2 separate regions of the Homo sapiens genome follow, and region 1 is linked to region 2. A link is a contact called in ENCODE Hi-C or POLR2A ChIA-PET data. All regions are on one chromosome and are shown on one strand. Each heading gives the region's core, a stretch centred on a gene start or an enhancer-like site at or near the end of the contact. The rest is flanking DNA. Distances are from core to core; before and after follow the strand shown. Region 1 has its middle 21 kb from the start of LINC02696. Region 2 overlaps TSPAN18 (tetraspanin 18).

The links. Hi-C counts contacts between places; a loop is a spot of excess contacts on that map. ChIA-PET counts read pairs that join two places held with the same protein, here RNA polymerase II (POLR2A).
Region 1: a loop to region 2 is called in a map of ascending aorta, with 2.3 times the contacts of the local background. The contact joins two enhancer-like sites. A Hi-C loop is called at or near these places in 1 of 168 maps with a recorded cell type or tissue (ascending aorta). POLR2A ChIA-PET finds 5 or more read pairs at or near these places in 1 of 52 experiments (OCI-LY7).

Annotation. Positions count from the first base shown.
Region 1 is chr11:45,332,195-45,336,303 of GRCh38, reverse strand. No RefSeq gene overlaps it. Among named protein-coding and RNA genes, the nearest start is that of LINC02696, 21 kb to the left of the region's middle. Within about 2 kb of position 2,699, at least 10 of the 41 ENCODE cell types and tissues checked have a DNase peak (open chromatin) inside an H3K27ac peak, as active enhancers do; they include ascending aorta, where a contact is called at or near this core.
Region 2 is chr11:44,763,606-44,767,808 of GRCh38, reverse strand. It overlaps TSPAN18 (tetraspanin 18), which reads right to left. Exons shown (of 10, transcript NM_130783.5): 2 at 3,297-3,383. Among named protein-coding and RNA genes, the nearest start is that of TSPAN18-AS1, 29 kb to the right of the region's middle. RefSeq lists an enhancer at 1,048-1,548. Within about 2 kb of position 1,393, at least 17 of the 41 ENCODE cell types and tissues checked have a DNase peak (open chromatin) inside an H3K27ac peak, as active enhancers do; they include ascending aorta, where a contact is called at or near this core.

The DNA.
Region 1 (4,109 bases), core at 1,450-3,949, 570 kb before region 2:
ACACAGGCCTGGCAAATTACATCAACCTCGGATGCTCCGTAGGAGGGAACTAGATGAGGGGAAGGGGAGTGCCCCTCACACCACCAATGCCTGGAGAGGACAGAGGGGAAGGAGCCTTAATTGACAGAGCTTGAGAGCACCTGACAGTGACAGTTTACCTTGAGTTGGCAGGATTGAGTTTTGCACTCCCAGGGGAGAGTAATGTGCGCGTTCACTTCCTTTTGAAAGAAATTGATGAACTCTAACACCTATGCTTGCTAAATAAGAGCAGATGTACCATCTCTTTGTAGAGCATTCAAATAATACAGAATGGTAGCTAATATATAGTGAGGATTTGCCACGTGCCAGGAACTGATCTAATGCTTTATGTGTGGTTAAGGCCAAGGTCCTTGGTTGCAGGCAACAGAGTCCACATTAGCAAGTTCATGCTGACAGAGATCTATTAAAATGTATTTATTAAATACTTAATGGACTTTTTTGGGGGGACCACAGAATCAAGCTTAAATGGTACTCAGACCAGGACAGACCTGGACAACAGAGTCAGCCAAGCCCTTAAAATGCCCCCACTCTCTGCAGAGCTGTTCAGAGAGCCCTCTGCTGCTTCCACCTGTTAACTGACACTCATGATGTTTGGGACTGAAGTCAAAACTCCTCCCAATTTCCCAGAACACCCAGCACCCCTGCCTCTGTGCCTTCCAGCAGGTCCAGGCTCCCAGCCTTCTTGCACCACTCACTTCCACATGCAAGTCCTGAATGAGTGTAACTGGTTGGTGGAAAGCAGGCCATGTGCCTGCACTCTAGCTGCAAAGGAGTCTCAAATTTGGTTTTCAGTTTTGCAGTTTCTAGAGTGCAGGAAGGTAGTCTAGAAGGAATAGGAATGTGTGCCCAACTGAGTCACACAGGCACTAATTTCTCTTTTACAGATGCAGAAACTAAGGTACAGAGGGTTGCATCTTTTCATTCTCTTTGAATCTTGATTGTTAGGAATGAGCGACCCCACTCTGGTTTAGGGGAACTCGAATTCATTTTCCTATTTTTCCTTAGCACAAAAAAAGACCTCAGGTACAGAATGTTCAAAAAGCACCCTCCATCAGGAAATCCACCCCAAAATTAAGAAGAGGTCATAATTCAAGGACGGTCCTCCTTTCCAGAAACACTGTGGCCTGCCATCTCTTACCGCATTTTCCTTCTAAGCTGCCATCTGCTTCTCGGATAGAGGATGTGTATTAGGATTTTGCTTCTCTCTTGGGGCCTCTGATCCTGTGTTAAATTTTCTGCGTGGGCCCTTTTGGCTTTCCTTCCATTTTTGTGCTGTTTTCCTTTGTGTCTGTAACTGCAACTCCCTCACTTTCTAACAACAAGGAGGCTATGATTTCGGATTTAAGTCCTTACTAAATTTCTTTTCAAGTCATCTACAAAATTATTTCCATTTGGCACTTGAAGCTCTGCTCCCTCTTCTATTAACTCAAGTGAACAGTAGCTGCATTGCTGGATGCATTTCCACATTTCCTCCAATGCCTTTCAGACTGGTACATAACTGAAAAACAGTCCACGAGGTTGCCTCTTCAGCTTTCAGTGGCCAAACAGGATTTCAGTCTAACCGTCCTGGTGAACGCCTCATCTATTTTGCCCTGCCAGGAGCAGGCCCGGCTGTGCTGAAGCCCTGGAACGTTCTACCACCTCCCGCCTCCTACTCAACCTTCTCACACATGGAGGCAGAGGTGAGGTCAAAATTAAGGACTGGTATGGAGAAACATCATGAACAGCAACATCTCAAATCAAGCAACTTAAGGAAGGGGCCGGGCGCGGTGGTTCATGCCTGTAATTCTAGCACTTTGGGAGGCCGAGGTGGGTGGATCACCTGAGGTCAGGAGTTCAAGAACCAGACTGGCCAACATGGTGAAACCCCGTCTCTACTAAAAATACAAAAATTAGCTGGGCATGGTGGTGGGTGCCTGTAATCCCAGCTACTCGGGAGGCTGAGGCAGGAGAATTGCTTGAACCCGGGGGTGGTGATTGCCGTGAGCCGAGATCGCACCACTGCACTCCAGCCTGGGCAAAAGAGCAAGATTCCATCTCAAAAAAATGAACAAATAAATAAATATAAATAAGGAAGCCCAAATAAAAAAAATTATAAATGAAGAAAATCGCTCAGAAATACATCCTGAGTTCCAGAGAGAGGATTGAAGTGGAGAAAATATGTCAACGAAAAGCTTTCAAATTTAAGTTCTGAAAAGGCTCATGCAACTGGAACCTGGAGATGCTATTAGGCAAGGGGTCTTAATGATTTTGGTCGGCACGTGCCCCCTGCCCCCTTTCTTTCATGCTAACAGAGCCCTGGTTTTTGTCTCTGTTAGAAGGCCAGATCCCTTCATCTCAGGAAGGGTAGGTCCTTTGCAGGCATTGGTCCAGGGTCCACCATGTGACCTCATTCCGGCCAATGAGATAGGAGAAGCCTCCTGCAGGGCTTCCGGGAAATATTTTCTTTCTGGGCACAGGAATCACGGCAGAAGAAAGTCTTTTCTCTCCCCCTGCTCCTTACTTCCTGTCTTAAATGTAGGCTGTGTGTAGATGTGACTCATGGAATCGAGGCTGCCATCTTGTGATCAGGAGAGAAGACCAAGAGAACAGCGGGAATGTTATGGTTATGTGAGACAGCTAAATATCTTTATTAGTGAAGTCGGAGGTCAGCAAACTTGTTCTTTCAAATGGACACATAGTAAATATTTTCAGCTTTCCAAGCCGCAACCACTCAACTCTGACATTGTCACGGGAAAAGAGCCCTAGATAAGTACATAAACAAATGAGTGTGGCTGGGTTCCAACAGAACTTTATTTATAGAAACTGAAATTTGAATTTCATATAATGTTCATGTGTCACAAAATATTATTTATTCTTTTGATTTTTTTCAACAATTTAAATTGTAGAAATCATTCTTAGCCCACAGGCGGCACAAAAACAGATTTGGCAAGTGGGTTGTCGTTTGCCGACCCTGGATCTACTCACCGTCAGTTGTGTTTTCTGTTTCCTGAAGCTGAGTGCCTTCTGGATGATGCTGTCATTTAACCTTCTGTTTCCCAGATGACAACGCTGAGGTCCAGAGAGGCGACAGACAGAACGTTCCCAGGGTCCCAGAGCTTGTTAGTGTCAGAGCTCATAAATCTAAATCTCAAAGCTCCTAACATCAAGTCGAGGATGTTTCCCCGGTACATAAACCCGTTTCCTACTCATTTACACACATTTCTTGCTTTTTCTTCTAGGCTGTAACATTTTCCTTTGTGTCTGTGACTGCGTTTCATTCATACAAAGTGTATAAAGAGCCAAGAGGCTACCAACCTTGATTAAGGACCTACCACATTCCAGACACTTTACATTACTTAATCCTACAACAGTTGTGAGGTAGATGTTATTATGCCCACTGCACAGATGGGGAAATAGAGGCTCCGAGAGGACAGAACCACGCCCAACTTCACCCAGGGAGTAGGTGGTGGTCCCAGTCCCACCAGTGCCCTTCCTGCTGAATCTAGCTGTCTCCCACGCTTCACTGCTCGACTCTGGGTGTACCCTAATGAAGAAGACATGGCCCCTTTTCTCTGGCCACTGAATATTTTCCTTTCTGAAGTGGTTCTTGGCAGGGCTAATATATTAGAAACAGTGGCGGGAGAGTGGGGGCGGCGGTGGGGATGATGAAGTGCCATTCACCATCTCGTCCACTAGAGGGCAGAAAGAGGCCATGTTTCTGTAACAATTCTGCACCTTAACTCCCTGGTTCCGTTGAATTCATTCACAGGTTCATGGGAAACTTAGGGGAAATAATATGTTTCAGCCTTTTATTCCAACCTCCTCATTTTTCTGATGAGAAAAACGGAATCCCACAAGTGTCGTGTTGTTTACCCAGGGTCAGACATCGTGACTCATTAAATCAACAAATGTTAATTGAATGTTCATTGAGTCAATCCATGTCACTGCACAAACACTCATGGGTGATGGAGACACAAGAGTGGCAGGAGAGACGTGGCCCCTTCCCACACCAAGGCTGCAGGCGAGTGGAGCACAGGGGCAATGAGAAGTGATCAGATCAACACAATTATCAGCAATTGTGGGGAGGG
Region 2 (4,203 bases), core at 144-2,643:
AATGACACTGAATCCCTACCTCACACTATATATGAAAATTAACTCAAAAAGAATCTATGACCTAAATATAGGAGCTAAATAAAACTCTTAGAATAAAGCACAGGAGTAAATCTCCATGATCTCGAATTTGGCAATGGATTCTTAGAATACCAAAAGCTTGAGCAACAATAACAAAAAAATAGATAAACTGAAGCCTGGGGAATCCATAGAAATTGCCTTCTCTCACTCAGCCTGCCTCAGGCCCTATGGGCAGGGGAGATAAAAACATCAGGAGACTTTCATTTCTGCCTGAGCTCCACACTCAGTGCAAGACTGGGTGGTGAATTGGAGAAGAGTGCCACCATGGGCACAGAGGGCACCTCTAGATGCAGAGAATGCCATGAGGAGCTCCCACAAACACTGTCCTTGGGCTAGGAACCCTGTGTTTGGGTCCTTAACCTTGCTGCTTTTTAGACATGAAGCCTGGAGTCATTTAAATAGCTTATTAATGCTCGCCTTCTGGGGTGTGGGTAGGATTAACAATCATCTACAGAAAGACTCCAGTAAAGATGGCTGTGAGTGAAGTGTCAGCCATCAGCTAGAGGCTTGGGATGAACTGCTCATACTTGAGGTAGCTCCAAGTGATAGCACATCAGGACAGGGAGCTGACACAACCCAGGTCCCTCTCACAGCCCTTTTTTAGACCTCACACAGAAGGAGTTATGTGTCTCCAGGGTAACCCCACTGTTTGGTTACAAACACCCAGCTCTTACATCCCAAGAGCCTGGCACTCTTCAAAGAGGTCACCTTGGGAGGCTACACTATTCCAAGGGGGCTGCCATTGTTCAAAGCAAACAGGGGCTTCCCATGGTAGTCACCTTGACCTTACAACCACCCTGTGGGGTGCATGCTCTTTGCCCATCTTACAGATGAGAAAACTGAGGCTATGGGGGATCAAGTCACTCACCCCCAAGCCAAACAGCTACTGAAGGGCAGAGCTGGGACTCAGCCCCCAATCTTCTGGCTCCAAAACCCCAGCAAAGCTTTTCCATGACAGCACATGCCTCTCTGCCTGTTGCTTTGTGGTCATCTTTATATTTTCCCTGTGATGCTATAATGTTTATCTGTTTCCTGGCTAACAAGAGGGGCAAGGCTAAATAGCTCTGCTCCCTGGGCTGTCCTCCTGAAAGTAAACCAAGAACAACAGCACCCCTGCTGCTTTGCTCTGCACTTAAAGAGATTTTTTACTCTTATACACCGAGGCTTGAGGCCCACGACTTCCCCTGATGGAGAAACGTCCCTGAGAAGAAAGGTCCTGGGGATGGGAAGGTTTTTCTGACTCACTTCAGCGCCTTCTCCAGATTAAGAATACTGGGCAGGATCCAGGCTCTGTGATAAGGCAACCGCTTCCTGTGGGGATCAGGGCAGCTGCTGCCAGGAGGTTTACAATTAAGATTATGGTCCTGGCAGCTGGCAGGGTGAGCCGTGGGACACAGACGCTGTCAGTGAGGGACAGCCTGAGTAGGCCCCAGGCCTCACTTCTCCTCCCACACTGTCCACTAAGGCCTCAGCCTGGCCCTGTTTTTATCTGCCCCTGGGAGCCGGCCACCCTGTCTTGGATTCCAGCTTAAAATAATCTAGGGCAGCCAGTGGCACACTCCAGAAGGGTGAGTGAACTATCAGATTGGTGACTAAGAAAGTGGCCAAGTGCTTTCTGACTATGGGCACAGAGGCAGCCAAAATAGAAAATGCCATTAGGCAGTGGTGCAGCACTTTACAATCTGCACACCCCAACCACCTACCAGCAACCCAGGCAGGGAAGCAGGTGGAGCGGGTGTTGAGGGCACATGTACAAGAAACAGTGCGGGGAGCTTCCTAAGTCTTCCTCGTCTTCCCCAAAGCAACCTGTGAGTAGGTGTCACTGTCCCATTTTAGAGATCAGAAAATCAAGGCCTGCAGGGATTTCATGAGATGCCCAAAATTTAAAAACAAAACAAAACAAAGTATAGGACAAGGAAACAAACCATTTTTATGTTTTTACAGGACATGGAACTTCAGAGAGATGATTTGGCTAATTATTTTTAATCTTAAGCTTCAAGTCACAGACTGAAGTAAGCAAAAGACACAAGAATTGTATGGCAGTTCAGGCAGTGGCTTCAAATCTCGATGACATTACTCAGTGCTATGTGACCTTAGACAAGTCACTTAACTTCTCTGAGGCCTGGTTTTCTCTTCTGTAATGTGGAGGTGATCATAGTGGCAAGATGACATGACAGATGAGAGGACAGAATGGGATGGTGCAGTGAGTGAGCGTCACACTGTGCCTGGCGCATGAAGCCCTCCATCATATTGCTGGTTTCTCTTCTGATAGGCAGGGACTCAAACCAAGGTTCCTCTGCACCTCGGACCCTGTGATTTACCACCAAGGGTCGGAGCCATCGTCCTTTGCCCAAGACAGGCAATCAGATCTCCTCGGAGTTTTCAGATCCCCTCTCCTCTCCATGGCCTTCCACAACCTCCCAACCCCTGACCTGTCACTTCTTCTATTTCAGCCCTGGTCTTGGAATCCCAGAAATGGAGGGCGTGAGTGCTGGAACAGAGATTCAAGTTGCAGCTGCCTCATTTTACAATGAGAAAATGAGGACCAATGAGGGAAATGACTTATAAGTCACATTGGTGGCTGAGGCTGCTCAGAGGACAGACATCCTGGCTTTTCATCCAGAAAGCTTCCATGAGGCCACCCAGCCCACCACCAGTCCCAGAATCATGGTCAGCTCAAGAAGGACTTCCCAGAGCCTCCGAAACAGACCAAGGCTTTTCTGTTCTCAGTTTCACCATGGAATGTGGTGATTGATCCTAGTACTTGTGGATTTAGACTTTGTCCAAAAGATTATCGAGGGCAGAGGGAAGGTAATCACCCTAGGAAGCGATCTCCTTATCACGGTCCCAAGACTGTGGTGGGTATGGGGGAGGCTGAGGTCAGGGAGGGGTCCTTGATACAGATTCCATGAGCCCTCATGACCCTGCCTGGAGCCCCCAGGAGCTCTACTCTTCCTTGAAGGGCTCACTCCCTGCCATCCATCAACACTCACTTCCTGCACCAAGGTGGCCCCGTTGCCCTCACCCATGAGTAAATGTCTAGGGGTGAGGACAAGAGTGAAGCCACCCTTCTCCTGCCCTGCACCCCTTGGGCAAGAGCTGAGAGCCCTCTCACATGGAAGTGGTGGTTTGGAGGGCAGGAAGAGAAGAAGAGAGAAGAGTAGACCCTCTTGTTCGAGTAAGTGAAGATGCCACCCTGCCATGTTGCCACATCATACCTCTTTCCACTGGTGTCTTTCCCTTTGGGCCCAGAGGTGCCAAGGTTCTCTTACAGTGTCCTCCTGACAGTAGCTTCTGGATACACTCTAGAGAAAGAAGAGAGAGAAACACATTTCAAAAAGGCAGGAGTCCTTGGGGACCACCTCAGTCCACATGTGGCTCCCACTCCCCAAGGTCTCCTTTCCCCACTTCCATTACTGCAAGCACAGAAGCCAGACGGGGCACCCATGACTGGTGATATGGTTTGAATGTGTCCCCATCAAATCTCAAATTGAATCATAATTCCCAGTGTCGGAGATGGGGCCTCAGATCTCCATCCAGGCAGGTGGGAGGTGATTAGATGATGGAGATAGTTTCTCATGAATGGGTTAGCACTGTCCCCTCAGTGCTGTTCTCATGATAGTGAGTGAGATACCGTGAGATCTGCTTGTTTAAAAGTGTGTAGCACCTTCCCCTCTCTCTCTCTTTCTCCTGTCCCTATCTGTCACTATGCGTGCTTCCCCTTCCACCATGATTGTAAGTTTCCTGAGGCCTCTTCAGAAGCAGATGCTGTCATGCTTCCTGTACAGCCTATAGAACTGTGAGCCAATTAAATCTTTTTTTATATATAAATTACCCAGTCTCAGGTATTTCTTTACAGCAGTGCAAGAATGGACTAATACAGCTGGAAAGGCAGGACTAAGCACCAGCCCCACAAAGCTTCCCAGGATAGCGTCCCCAGAGCCTGTGAATGGGGGCATATTTTCAATCTTCCCAAGTCAGCCCGGAGCCTATATATCCATGTGATGGCATTGAACATGCTAATCAAAACATCACACTGTGTTTCTTTGCTTCCAGCTAGAATATTATCAACTTGGTGTGGGAACTCCAGTTTCCTCAGGCTGAAAAAAAGGCTTTCTGAGTCAT